Regions from separate parts of the Homo sapiens genome. Here regions 1 and 3 are each linked to region 2. Evidence: chromatin contacts called from ENCODE Hi-C or POLR2A ChIA-PET data. All regions are on one chromosome and are shown on one strand. The core of a region is the stretch at or near the end of the contact, and the rest is flanking DNA. Distances in the headings are between cores, read along the strand shown. Region 1 has its middle 120 kb from the start of SMIM23. Region 2 holds the start of UBTD2 (ubiquitin domain containing 2). Region 3 holds the start of BNIP1 (BCL2 interacting protein 1).

Evidence for each region. Hi-C counts contacts between places; a loop is a spot of excess contacts on that map. ChIA-PET counts read pairs that join two places held with the same protein, here RNA polymerase II (POLR2A). Pooled maps may share reads with other maps.
Region 1: a map of ascending aorta shows a loop between it and region 2 (3-fold over the local background). The contact joins the enhancer-like site here to the promoter of UBTD2 in region 2. A Hi-C loop is called at or near these places in 1 of 168 maps with a recorded cell type or tissue (ascending aorta). POLR2A ChIA-PET finds 5 or more read pairs at or near these places in 1 of 52 experiments (H1).
Region 3: a loop to region 2 is called in a map of ascending aorta, with 3 times the contacts of the local background. The contact joins the promoter of BNIP1 here to the promoter of UBTD2 in region 2. A Hi-C loop is called at or near these places in 1 of 168 maps with a recorded cell type or tissue (ascending aorta) and 5 of 50 pooled maps. POLR2A ChIA-PET finds 5 or more read pairs at or near these places in 1 of 52 experiments (activated naive CD4-positive, alpha-beta T cell).

The regions. Positions count from the first base shown.
Region 1 is chr5:171,666,659-171,670,262 of GRCh38, reverse strand. No RefSeq gene overlaps it. Among named protein-coding and RNA genes, the nearest start is that of SMIM23, 120 kb to the left of the region's middle. RefSeq lists enhancers at 1,438-2,015, 2,016-2,594. Within about 2 kb of position 2,291, at least 9 of the 41 ENCODE cell types and tissues checked have a DNase peak (open chromatin) inside an H3K27ac peak, as active enhancers do; they include ascending aorta, where a contact is called at or near this core.
Region 2 is chr5:172,281,406-172,285,386 of GRCh38, reverse strand. UBTD2 (ubiquitin domain containing 2) reads left to right here and starts at 1,623. Exons shown (of 3, transcript NM_152277.3): 1 at 1,623-1,791. The coding sequence starts at 1,722. RefSeq lists enhancers at 346-945, 946-1,546 and a silencer at 1,121-2,030.
Region 3 is chr5:173,143,019-173,146,912 of GRCh38, reverse strand. It overlaps BNIP1 (BCL2 interacting protein 1), which reads right to left and starts at 2,382. Exons shown (of 6, transcript NM_001205.3): 1 at 2,284-2,382; 2 at 1-47. The coding sequence starts at 2,367. RefSeq lists enhancers at 1,650-1,719, 1,661-2,189.

The DNA of each region.
Region 1 (3,604 bases), core at 1,042-3,541, 620 kb after region 2:
GAAGTGACCACGCGGCTCAGATCATAGTGCCATGTCCGGGAAATAAATGTGCCTTCTAGGCCAGCAAGGCCCTGATTACACGGCCTTGGCTCAATTAATAGGATAAGCAATAGGTACTTTTAGCTTGGCAAAGTGGTCAAAAACAGGTTGCAAGAATAGTCTGGGCCAAGCCATTCCTCCATAAACTACAAAAGAACCCTAATTTCACAGTTCCTTAGCTTTAAACCAATTTAAGTATATTAAACCCTTCAGCATCTATCATCATGGTAGCTGGGTGGCGGGGGTGGGGGTGGGTACAAGTACAAAGACCAGAGTGAGGATAGAGCAATGTGTGAGAAAAACCTGGATTCTGGTATAGCTCTACTGCCAAGAATATCTCCCTGCCTGGAACAGTTGGAAATGCAAGAGAGTATTTTATGATTTGTCTGTTTGTTTGCCAATTTCAAAGAAATCTTGATGTAGAAAGTTTGAAAAACACATAGAAATATAAAGAAGTAGGAAAAAATCACCCATAATCCAATCATCCAGTAATAACCAGTTTACACTGTGGTATTTTTCTCTCTAGAGTTTCTCTCTGGGCTTTTGTTTTTTAAATAAATGTGATACTTGGCTTGAGACCCATCCACTTCCCAAACTGGATGAGATGAGGCCTGTAACATCCTGAAAATATATATATTTCAGATTGTAAAATGTAATATGCTCATTAGAGAAAATCTAAAAAAATTTCAACAAGGATGAAGAAAATTAAATTAAAATTCCACCACGTAGAGAATTAACATTGGGGTGAATTTCCTTCCCATCTTCTTTCTTTACATTTCTTTGATTATCATACACATGTTTACCTAATTTTGCATTCTACTTTTTTTCCTTAACATTATGTCATGAGCATTTCCTCCCGTTATTGCACATTCTTTCAAGGCTACATAATATTCCTGGGTATGGACATTACCTACCTTATTTAACTCTTCCTTTATAATGAATGTTCGATTTTCTGAGCATTAGTTTTTTTTACAAATGCTTGCCCACAGCTCTTTTATTTCTCTAGGATTGATTCCTTCAGGAGGAATTACTGGGTGAAAGTGGATGAATCTTTTAGAGAATATGAATCTTTTAACACATACTGCTACGTCGTCCTTTGGAAGGGCTGTAACTGGAGCAGTGCAGGGGGGTACCTACTCCATTATACCCTTGATTTAACCTTGAGAGCTCTGCCTGTTTTACTTTGCAAAACGCTATTGCTACTTGAATCATTCCTGAGCTAGGACCCAAAATGGCTACTGCCTTCACTGGGCATGGCTTTGTGACATTAAGTCAGCCAGTTAACTCTTGACTCCATTTCCCCATTCTTACCACGATGTGTTCTTTAAATTCAGATGATTTCAGCTTAAAGTTGGAAATACTGGTTCACATTCCAGCTTCAGCTTTTTAAGATTGTATTTCTTAATCTGCAAAATGGGAATAATACCTAGATTACAGAATAATGATGATTAAAAAACAAAACAAAACATCACAACAACAAAATACGTAAATTGCTTAACACCATGCGCGGCACATAGCAGATGCCCAATGAATATTACAATTATCTTCTTTCCTCTCTTTATCCTCAACATAGAAAGCATTTGAAAAGTCAGGAAAAGTAGCATTAATCTATCAGATTTCTAGTTGAAGAGACCAAAGCTCAGAGAAGTGAAGTAACTTGCCTAAAGTCCTGGTAGCTGGTAAAAGACAGCATGAGGTCCACTCCCAAGATCTAAAAGAGGGGACAGCTGCAGGGCTAAATACGGCCTAGGCATCTGTTTTATTTGGCCCACATAACCAAAAATAAGTAAGAAAATAGGATAAAATTAAATAAAGACAACGTTTAAAAAGAGGAGCTTTTACATCCAGATATGATTTCTGGTTTTTCTTGAGAAACATTCAATCTGGTGACGGGGCTGGTGGAGTCCACTGGTGCCTGTCCCCTTTGCAGAGGCCACGCATTTCCAGTTCTCCAGGTCTACACTGGGTGTCCGTGGGTTTGAGATACTGCGCGGTTCCTGGGTGCACTGGAGTTTGCGACCCCTGCTCTGACCCACTGTGATATTTCAATGTAGGGCTTCTGGCCACCTCCCAGGGTACGCGCTCCCGCTAACCTCAGACGGCGCGGGCCCGGACGCCCGCCCCGAGGCCGGAGAATTGCCCACCGAGCCAGGTCCTGCGGAGGCCCGTTGTAGTCAAAGAATGTGAACGTACATTGTTCTCCGCCCAGCCGCATTCATGCGGGGTGAGCTCACCCTGGCCCGCTGCCTCCTTCCCCCAATCTCTCCAATTAAAAACATATTACCTTCCCGCTCCGCCAGGAGCAGCCCTGGGCCGCAGCTTTATTTTATAAACACATTTAGACAAGTTCAAAAAGGAATGATTCATGCTGGACCTGAGCACTCCTAAAGGCGAGGGCTGCTGAGCATTTTCACAGGGCACGCATCCTGAGCCGGACCAGGCCCGGCCCTCGGGGGGTATCATCTCTCCCGCTCGAAGGCCGGGATTACCTGGATGCAGCTGGAAGGACTTACCCACAAGGCCACCTTTCGGCACTCCCAGCGCAGCCTCAGTCAGGGGTTGCGCCCAGACCAGATCTAGCCACCGGGGGCTCCCGGAGGGGAAGGGCGCAGGCCCTGCCCCTCCCCCGCTGGGAGGCTTCCTCTGATCCCCAATCCTGTCCCCCAACCCCAGTGACCCCTCCTCCTCTCTCCTGAGCGGCTCAGCTCAGAGGCTTCCAGGCCCACCCTACCACCCTGGGTGAATTCCCTCCTTCAACCCACTCCATGCAGCACTCCTGGAGGGTGTACCCTGGAGGGTCTTTTATGCTCTTTCCACAGAGCCAGGCTTAGTGTCTGGCACAAGGAAGGGCACGCGGCAGGTGTCAGATAGAATCACAGTAGCAAGAATGAGGAGCTTGTTGAACAGACAGCATTGAGAGGATGCCAGGCACATACTTAGTAATTTACATCTATTCTTTCATTTAATCATCACAAGCACCCTGTGAAGTAGGTGCTGTTTGTGACAAGGCCATTTCACAGATGAGGAAATTAAAGAGTGGCGGGATTCGGTTTCAGCTGGACTTTACCTACAGGGTTAGCCTTAGCTGTCAGAAGTGAAAGAGCCCATTGGCCATTTGATCTTGTCACTTGACTTGACAGGTCTACAAACGGAGGCCTGGACAGGGAAAGACGTCCCTGAGACTATAAAGGATGGCGTAGCCTCAGCAGGAGACCCAGCTCCCTGCCTCTGTGGGGCACCACGTCGTGCCAGCCCCTGGCATCACGCCTGACACATAGTACGAATTCAGTGGATATTTCTGAAGGAGTGAATTTTTTGTGACACTCCCCCTCAGACCTCAGTTACCCCGACTGTATCTTACTCATATCTGAATCCCCAGTGTCCAACATCAGACCTAGAACAAAGTAGGTTCTCTAAGGATATCTGTTGAAGCAATGGATCAGCGTCTGATTGTGCCATTAGCCACTGCACTTTAATCCTTCATTATTAGTTTACAGTTACTGGGTTATTAATTTTCTCTCCTCAACTGAAGGGTAAACATGGGATCTTCTCCCTCCTTCATAGG
Region 2 (3,981 bases), core at 374-2,873:
GTCTTTTTATCAAATGAATACAGAGATCTAAATCTTTGTATAATAGCTTGATCTATTTCTGTGAGCTAGATTTCCAGATGTGGAATAATCCCGAGTCAAAGGATATGAACATTTTTAAGGCTCTTGATCTGCATTGCCAAATTGCTTTGCAAAAAAGATTGAACCAATTTACACTCCCACCAGCAATGTATGAGAATATATTTAAATGCAAATCCCAAGCTGCAGAGCATCTCTTTCTTAGGTATTTCAACTTAAAAAATTTTTTTTCGTGCTAAGCAAAAGCTGACCCAGGATGTTAAAAAAAGAAAGTCTGATATAAAAATGGAGCAGATAGTTAAAACAGCTTCTTAGGCAGAAATAAGCTTTAGAAAGTCCCAAGCAGGATGATAACAATTTTAAGGCATCATAGCACGAAGCACAATTCTAAAGGGACCATTAACAATTTGGCTGAGATTGGAAAAGTAACCGCCAAGAATGTTGGGCGTGGTCAATGTCCCAAATTCTAGATTCGAAAAGGCAGGGTGTTTCACTCATTTACACTTCACTTTGGCCTAAGGACGATTTAAGATACCCAAAGGCAGGATCTTGATAAGTAGTATTGTTTGAATCATTAATCCCGTGAAAATGAAAGAAACCCACGCCCCCTGAACTAAGGTCAGCGTTTATCTCTTCTTTCCAGGCGTTCCATCAGGACGCCTCGCCTCTAATCTCAGTTTGGTTTGCCACAACCACTGCCTCCACCCCTAATAATGGGGCCCCATGATTTTAGGGAAGACGGGGGTGGGCAGGCAAGAGGAAGCCCAGATTCGGGGTACCAACCCACGGAGCGCCATACAAATTCAAAGGGCGCTGGGACCTCAACGTTCGGCCAGGACACTCTCCCCCGAGCCCCCGTTATTTGGGAAACCGCCCCGTCCCCGCCTGCGAGTCTTCCACGACTACTTCTCGGTTCCCCCGTGCGACCCGCTTCCACCAGCAAGAAGGAGCCGACGGCCGAGGAGCCAGGAACTCGATTTCGCCCCTTCCCACTCCTCTTTTCTCACTTTTGTTCGGCTTTTTCCTGCTTTCCCTCCCTTCTTCCCTCTCCTTTCTTCTTCCCGTCCTCCCTCTCTCCTCCTCCCCTCGCCTCCAGTCCTCCCCCCGCCTGCAGTCCTCCCCCCACCTAGCCCCCTGCGTCCCCTCCCCCGCCTCACCCTCGCCCCGCTCCGCTCGCAGCCCCGCCCGCAGCCAATCAGAGCGCGGCCTCCGGTGGCCCCGCCCTTCTCCGGCGATTCCGGGCGGGCCGGGCCGAGCCCAGGCCGTGGGTGCGGAGGGCGGCGCCGCGGGCCGGGGGCCGATGGGTCCTGGCGGACGCGAGGCGCCGGCGCGGGGCTCGCCTGGACTCGGGTGTGCGGGGCTGTGAGGGGGCGAGGCGGGCGCTGCGGCCCGCCCGGGATGGGCCAGCCCTGGCCTGGCGGGGCTGAGCCGAAGGCGAGGGCGGCGCGCGGGCCAGGCCTGCCGGGCGGGCGGCCCGGGGGTTGAGGTAGAAGTGGGCGCGGAGGAAGGGGCCGAGCCAAGGCGGTGGGTGGAGCGGCGAGGGGGGCGGAGGCTGGGCCGCGGCGGGCGAGCGGAGCGGCGCGCCTGTCCGGAGCTCGGCGGTGGCGCCGGAGGAGGCTGCAGCGGCGGCGGCGGCGGGCCCGGACGAGCGTCCGGAGGTGGCGGACGAGGCGCCGGGGGCCCCCATGGGCGGGTGTGTGGGCGCCCAGCACGACTCCTCGGGCAGCCTCAACGAGAACTCGGAGGGCACCGGAGGTAGGTGAGCGCCAGGGGGCAGCCTCGGCCCCCCATTGTTCCCGGCCAGGCCCGGCCACCTGTCCCGACCCCCGCGGGCCGCGCCGGGCCCCCGCGCCCCTTTGTCATCCCCTCTTCCACGTCATTCCCCGCGCTCCGCTTCCGGCTGTCCTGCCAGCCGCGGGGGTCGCCCCTTCCCGCCCCAGCCCTGAAGAAAAGTCCTCTGAGCGCCGGGGACGTAGCCCTTGGCCTCGCCGACCGCCCCGCTCGGCTCGGGGAAGTCGGACCCGAAGCTGCCCTTCTGGCCACCTCACTCCCTCTCCAGGCCGTTTAATTATTGAGGATCAGGATGGCGGCGCCGGGGTTGCAGAAAAGCGAATTGATGGCGGGGGGAGGGAGCTTGATGCGTTCCCTCCGACGGGCCCCGCCACATCTTTCCGCACCCTTCCTTGTTCTGTGGAGTTGGCTGGTCTCAGCTTTCCTGAGTTTCAGATGACAGCTGCCCCGGTTGGTTCCAGATTGGCCATTTAAACCTGCGAGTTTCTGGAGCTCGGCTGGAGGAGTCTCCAGTGGCCGCAGGCATTGTATTAAGGAGGGGTGGGGAAACGGTCTTCCCGGGTAAAACGTGGCTCCTAGCTAGAGCTTGGGGGTGTTAGGCCGGTGTGCTGTCGGGGTGGGCTAATCACATTCCCATCTGTCTTACGTAGAAGGAAAATATGTAGGATAAAAGTACAAGTGCAGTTGGACCCTGACTTACCCCACCCAGTAAGATCAGTACTTTAAAAGTTTTCTAACACGGGAACGCACTCCTACTTTATAGTAAAAGCGTGCTGAGGATAGGTATTTTAATTCAATCAGTAGTAGTTGTAGTATGGCAGTATAATAATAAAATTAGTTCTATCTTTATTTAAGTGACCTTTGGTTACGTCCATTCTGTAGAATATTTTAGTGATAAACAGCCTTTAGGCAAAGATGACAGCGTTGGTTTGATTTGTGACCTAATGTTAGCTGCCTTAAAATGTGCATGTCTGTAAATTTTTAAATTGTTTGGGTATGGGAGGGTTTACAACTTTTTCGTAGCATACTAACATTTAGACCAGTTGCTTGCCCTGTCACTTAAGCTCTCTTCACAAACCATGTACACCTAAGTTTTTTGGCTAATGGATTTCCTGAATTCCATGATGGTTAGCCATGCCACTTTATTAAAATCTGTGGGTATCCTGTATGACTAAATCCTGGGTAAATAACTTGAGAACTCAGTGGAAGTTGTCTTGAAAAAGTCCATGAAAATGCTACTTTATAGTGTATTTTATGTCGTAGCATTATTACTGGCATATTGAGATCCTCAGTGACAACAAAGCAGGAAGATAAAAAGGGCACGATTTAAAACAGCCTTGGGTTAAGGTGAAATTGAAGGATCAAAATGAATCTTCCTCTAATTGTGTTGATCATTAATGATTCTGAAATATATTAGTATTTGTTATCGCTAGTGTTTAGTTTTAATTAAATTTTTTTCACACTCATTTTAATATTGTCATAAGCATTTTGCTCTTCTCCGTAATGTATGTGGATTAATTTATTTAAGCCTTTTGGTAGTGTGACTTATGACCAGACAGGCATTATTAATATGGGCTTTAAAAAGCGTGAAATCTTAGCTTTGGGTAATTTATTACCGGTGGTATCCAGTTAGATAGCTATAGTATCAGTTTCTTTGAGGACTGAGTTCTCTGGACCGTAAGCTCTGCTGTACATGAAGTTTAGAAAAAGGAACATTAACCACCAAACGTCTTTATTTTCTTTTGGAGAGAGGACATGGGCCCTGATGTAACTGGGGTCAGGGAAGAGGCTCTTGTACTAAAAGGATTATTTCTGGAATTTGATTATGGACGCTTTTATTCTCCATTATTGTCATGATAATTAAGAGTTAATTGTGGTTTAGTGAAATTAACTCAGGTGTGTTGCAGGTTAACATATAAAAAAAATTATTGCTTAATAAGTAGATTGTTGGGAAGGGAAAGACTTTTTCCTAAGGGTGTTGGCACAGATCCCTAGCTTTTCAAACATACTGTGGTAGTGAGTTAGGTTTGGGGGATGTGTGGAGGGCTTGGTTTGGTTTCTCGAGACAGGTTCTTGCTTTATCGCCCAAGCTGGAGTGCAGTGCCAGATCACAGCTCACTGCAGCCTTGACCTCCCAGGTACAAGTGATCCTTC
Region 3 (3,894 bases), core at 1,133-3,632, 860 kb before region 2:
TTCAGTTCAGTAAGAGCACTTAAGGGTCCTGAACAATCACGGATATCCTAGGAGACATTGAACAGATGAAAGGCCTTTCTCAAGGCAATGAAATGAAATGACACCATCCATACAGTGATAGAGTTGGTTTAGACCAACTAATATTAACATACTAACTATAATTCATCCTGATCTTTGCTGTTTACCTCTGCAACACAAGCAAAAACATTATCATTTACATTTTTCTCATTCCTTTTTAGATTAATGTTGAATTAATATAAAAGCCTAGAAAGAAACACAACTGCTTTGACCTAATTTTTAGTGCCTAAATTTTAACAAAACATTACCTGGCCAGTAGGAAACAGCTTAAAACAGCTTGTATGCCCAACAAGAATGGACATGCAAAAGTGATACTATCACTTTAGAACCTTAGATCCTTCCAACTTGGAAGATCAGGATGTTTAAATATCTGGCATCATATGATGAGATTAACTTCTCCAGTGTGATTTTACAAACCATTAGTGATAAGTTAGAGTGTTTATATAGACATGTTTAAGGGCAGATTTAGAATCTGTTGCTGGACATTCAGAATTACTGGTGCCAGCTTTCACGGCAGGCTCTGGAGACAGACCAGGTGGATTCGAATCCTGGCTGTAGCAACTTATGAGCTGTGTAAAGTTACCTGGAAAGTTATTTAAATTCTCTGTGTCTGAGTTTCCTTATCACAACACTACTTACCTCATAGAACATCATAGATTATGTATGTATGTAAAGCACTTAGCAGAGCTGCTGGAAAACGGTAAGAACGCAATACATCCAGCTATAATCAGTCTTTCTCATCAGCAATGACAAGAACCCAAATGTTAGAAAGAGTACAGAAGAATGCCTAAGCAATTTAGATTATGTGAAAATGTAATTTCATTTGTATGAAACCTGTTTATTTTTCTATAATTGGCCCAGAAGTTTTGTAATGTATACATCAGAGAAGTGAAGTTCAAGAAGTTTTAAATATCTGCATCAAATTTCACTTTTTCTCTGGCTTATTCATTTAATCACACTTCTTTGCACCGTATTTGTTTATTCTGCATCTAATTTGGTTTATTCTGCATCTGGTTTATCTGGGGAGCCCTATTTTCCTGCACTTTTTGCCACACCTTGTTACAAACTCTGAGTCTACATCTAATGTTTAGTGACTTTGTTGAAAATGATTATTTTTAAAAACCAAGGTTTAGGCCGGGCGCGGTGGCTCACGCCTGTAATCCCAGCAATTTGGGAGGCCGAGGCGGGCGGATCACGAGGTCAGGAGATCGAGACCATCCTGGCTAACACGGTGAAACCCCGTCTCTACTAAGCAAAACACAAAAATTAGCCGGGCGTGGTGGCGGGTGCCTGTAGTCCCAGCTACTCAGGAGGCTGAGGCAGGAGAATGGCGGGAACCCGGGAGGCGGAGCTTGCCGCGAGTCGAGATCGCGCCACTGCACTCCAGCCTGGGCGACAGAGCGAGACTCCGTCTCAAAAAAACAAAAACAAACAAGCAAAAACAAGGTTTAAAACTCGGTTTCTTTTTGCTGAACTCATGGAACCGTGTCTACACTCCCAATTCTTGCCTAAGTCCACTCGTTTATTTTACCTCTACCCTTAAATGGCTTAAGGCGAAACACTTCATTTCCTATCTGTTCAAACGGGGTAACACTCTAAGGTGTTATTCCTAGGTTGACTTTCACAGTCCAGGTCCCAGTTTTGCCACTGACCCAGGTATGCCTTCTAACCTAGGCCTTGGCGCCGTACTCGATTTCCTCAAGCATAAAATCACAACTACGGTCCAGGTTACATTCGTTTCACCCGGTGCCTCCCGTGCCAGGTGGCCTTGGATGCCAGGAGAGCTGGCCAGCAGGGGGCGGGGCTAGCTGCCTCCCGGACGCTACCAGAGGATGCTGAAGCAGCGTCAGAGGGCGGGGCCAAGCAGGGTGACAGGTAGGTTGTGAGGTAGTCAGGGGCGGGGCGACGACCAGGGCTGCAGGTGGAAGGGGCAAAGCCGAGCCCCGAAGCAGTAGCTGAGTCAGGGGCGGAGAACAGTGGGGTGCTCTGGGGATGGGAGATCCGGCGGCACCCGGAAAAAGGATCAAGGCCAGCAGTCACCGGGACACAACCAAATGGGGACCGGGGGGGTAGCCGACCATGGGGCGGAGCCTGTGGTCTGGGAAACCAAGTGGGGAAAGTTCGGGAGTGACACTGCCAAGCTCACAGACCAGCAGAGCTTGGGTTAGGGCTGCTGGAGCCCGGCAGGGGTCCCGGGATCAGTACCTGAATAAGCGCCTTCACCTCCAGGTCAAATTTGACAATCTCTTGGTTACAGATCCGGACGTGGACGTCTTGGGGAGCCGCCATGTTGGGGACGCCGGCTACGGGCAGCGGCAGGACCCAAGTTCAAACGCGTTTTCGCACCACCTTCTTTCCCTCCCCACCCAGTCTCGGGGCAGCGCCCCCTAGAGACCGGCGAAAATGGCAAGCGAGGGTCACTGCGCAGAGTTGGGACTTTCCCTGACACGTGTAGGGAAATCAGCCTCTCCTCTTGGTATGGCCCTAATAACATGGAGAGGAAGGGAAGAGGGAATATCAAGAACGCTTCACAGTGGTCTCTTTCCATCTTCCTTCTGTCAGGCATTCTAATAACTATATATTTTTTACATAGAAAAAAAAAGACTGGAAGAAAAGTATCAATTGAGATGTCTCTGGAAAGTACCAGTAATAATTTTTTGTTTCTTCAAACTTTCTTATATTTTTAATATTTTCTACAGTGAGTATAAATTGTGGAGTAAAAGAGGAAATGATAAACGTCATATATTTTTTAAAGTATGGAGTTCAAGGCAGGTCGGTAGAGTACCTCCTATCACTCCAACACATGATCTAAGGGATCTTTGTAAAACACGAAATTGATCAAGTCACCTACCTGTATGCAGCCCTTCTATGGCTTCTCGTGTTTCCCTTTTGTATACAACTGGATTTATTAAATCTACCTTGCTAAGGTAGTTTTGATGGAAATGTCAGAGCAAACCCTCAACAAATGGTGGCTCTTTTATTTTTGTTAGTAAATAATCCAAGTTTCTTAGCTGGTCCTCAAGGCCATCAGCCACCCCGGCCATCAGCCACCGCACCCTGCGCCCTTCCTGGATTGCTCAAGCTCCTTCTGGATGTGTAGCCTTAGAATGTGGTGTTCCCTCTCCCTAGAAAGCGTTTCCCCCACTCGACCCCACTCCATCTGCATTTGTTCGGGTCACTTCAGCAAGCATAGATTGTGAGGACCTAAAGGCTTAGGACTTGAATGTTCATCTCTCTCTCTTTTTTTTTTTTTTTTTTTGTGGCGGAGTCTCGCTCTGTTGCCCAGGCTGGAGTGCAATGGCACAATCTTGGCTCACTGCAAACTCTACCTCCCAGGTTCAAGCAATTCTCCTGCCTCAGCCTCCTGAGTAGCTGGGATTACAGGTGCGTGCCACCATGCCCAGCTAATTTTTGTATTTTTCATAGACACGGGGTTCACCATATTGGTCAGGTTGGTCTCGAACTGACCTCGTGATCCACCCGCCTCGGCCTCCCAAAGTGCTGGGATTACAGGCGTGAGCCACTGTGCCCGACCATGTTCATCTCTCTTAATCCTCACAACCACCCTTGAAATTGTACTACACTATTATCACAGATCAGGAGTAGGGCTTAGAGTAAATTAAAACAAAAAACAATCAACCCTGTTGCAAGATTACCTATCTTGAAAGTGGCAAAGCCTAGGCCGGGCACGGTGGCTCATGCCTGTAATCCCAGCACTTTGGGAGGCCGAGGCGGGTGGATCACGAGGTCAAGAGATCGAGATCATCCTGGCTAACACGGTGAAACCCCGTCTCTACTAAAAATATAAAAATTAGC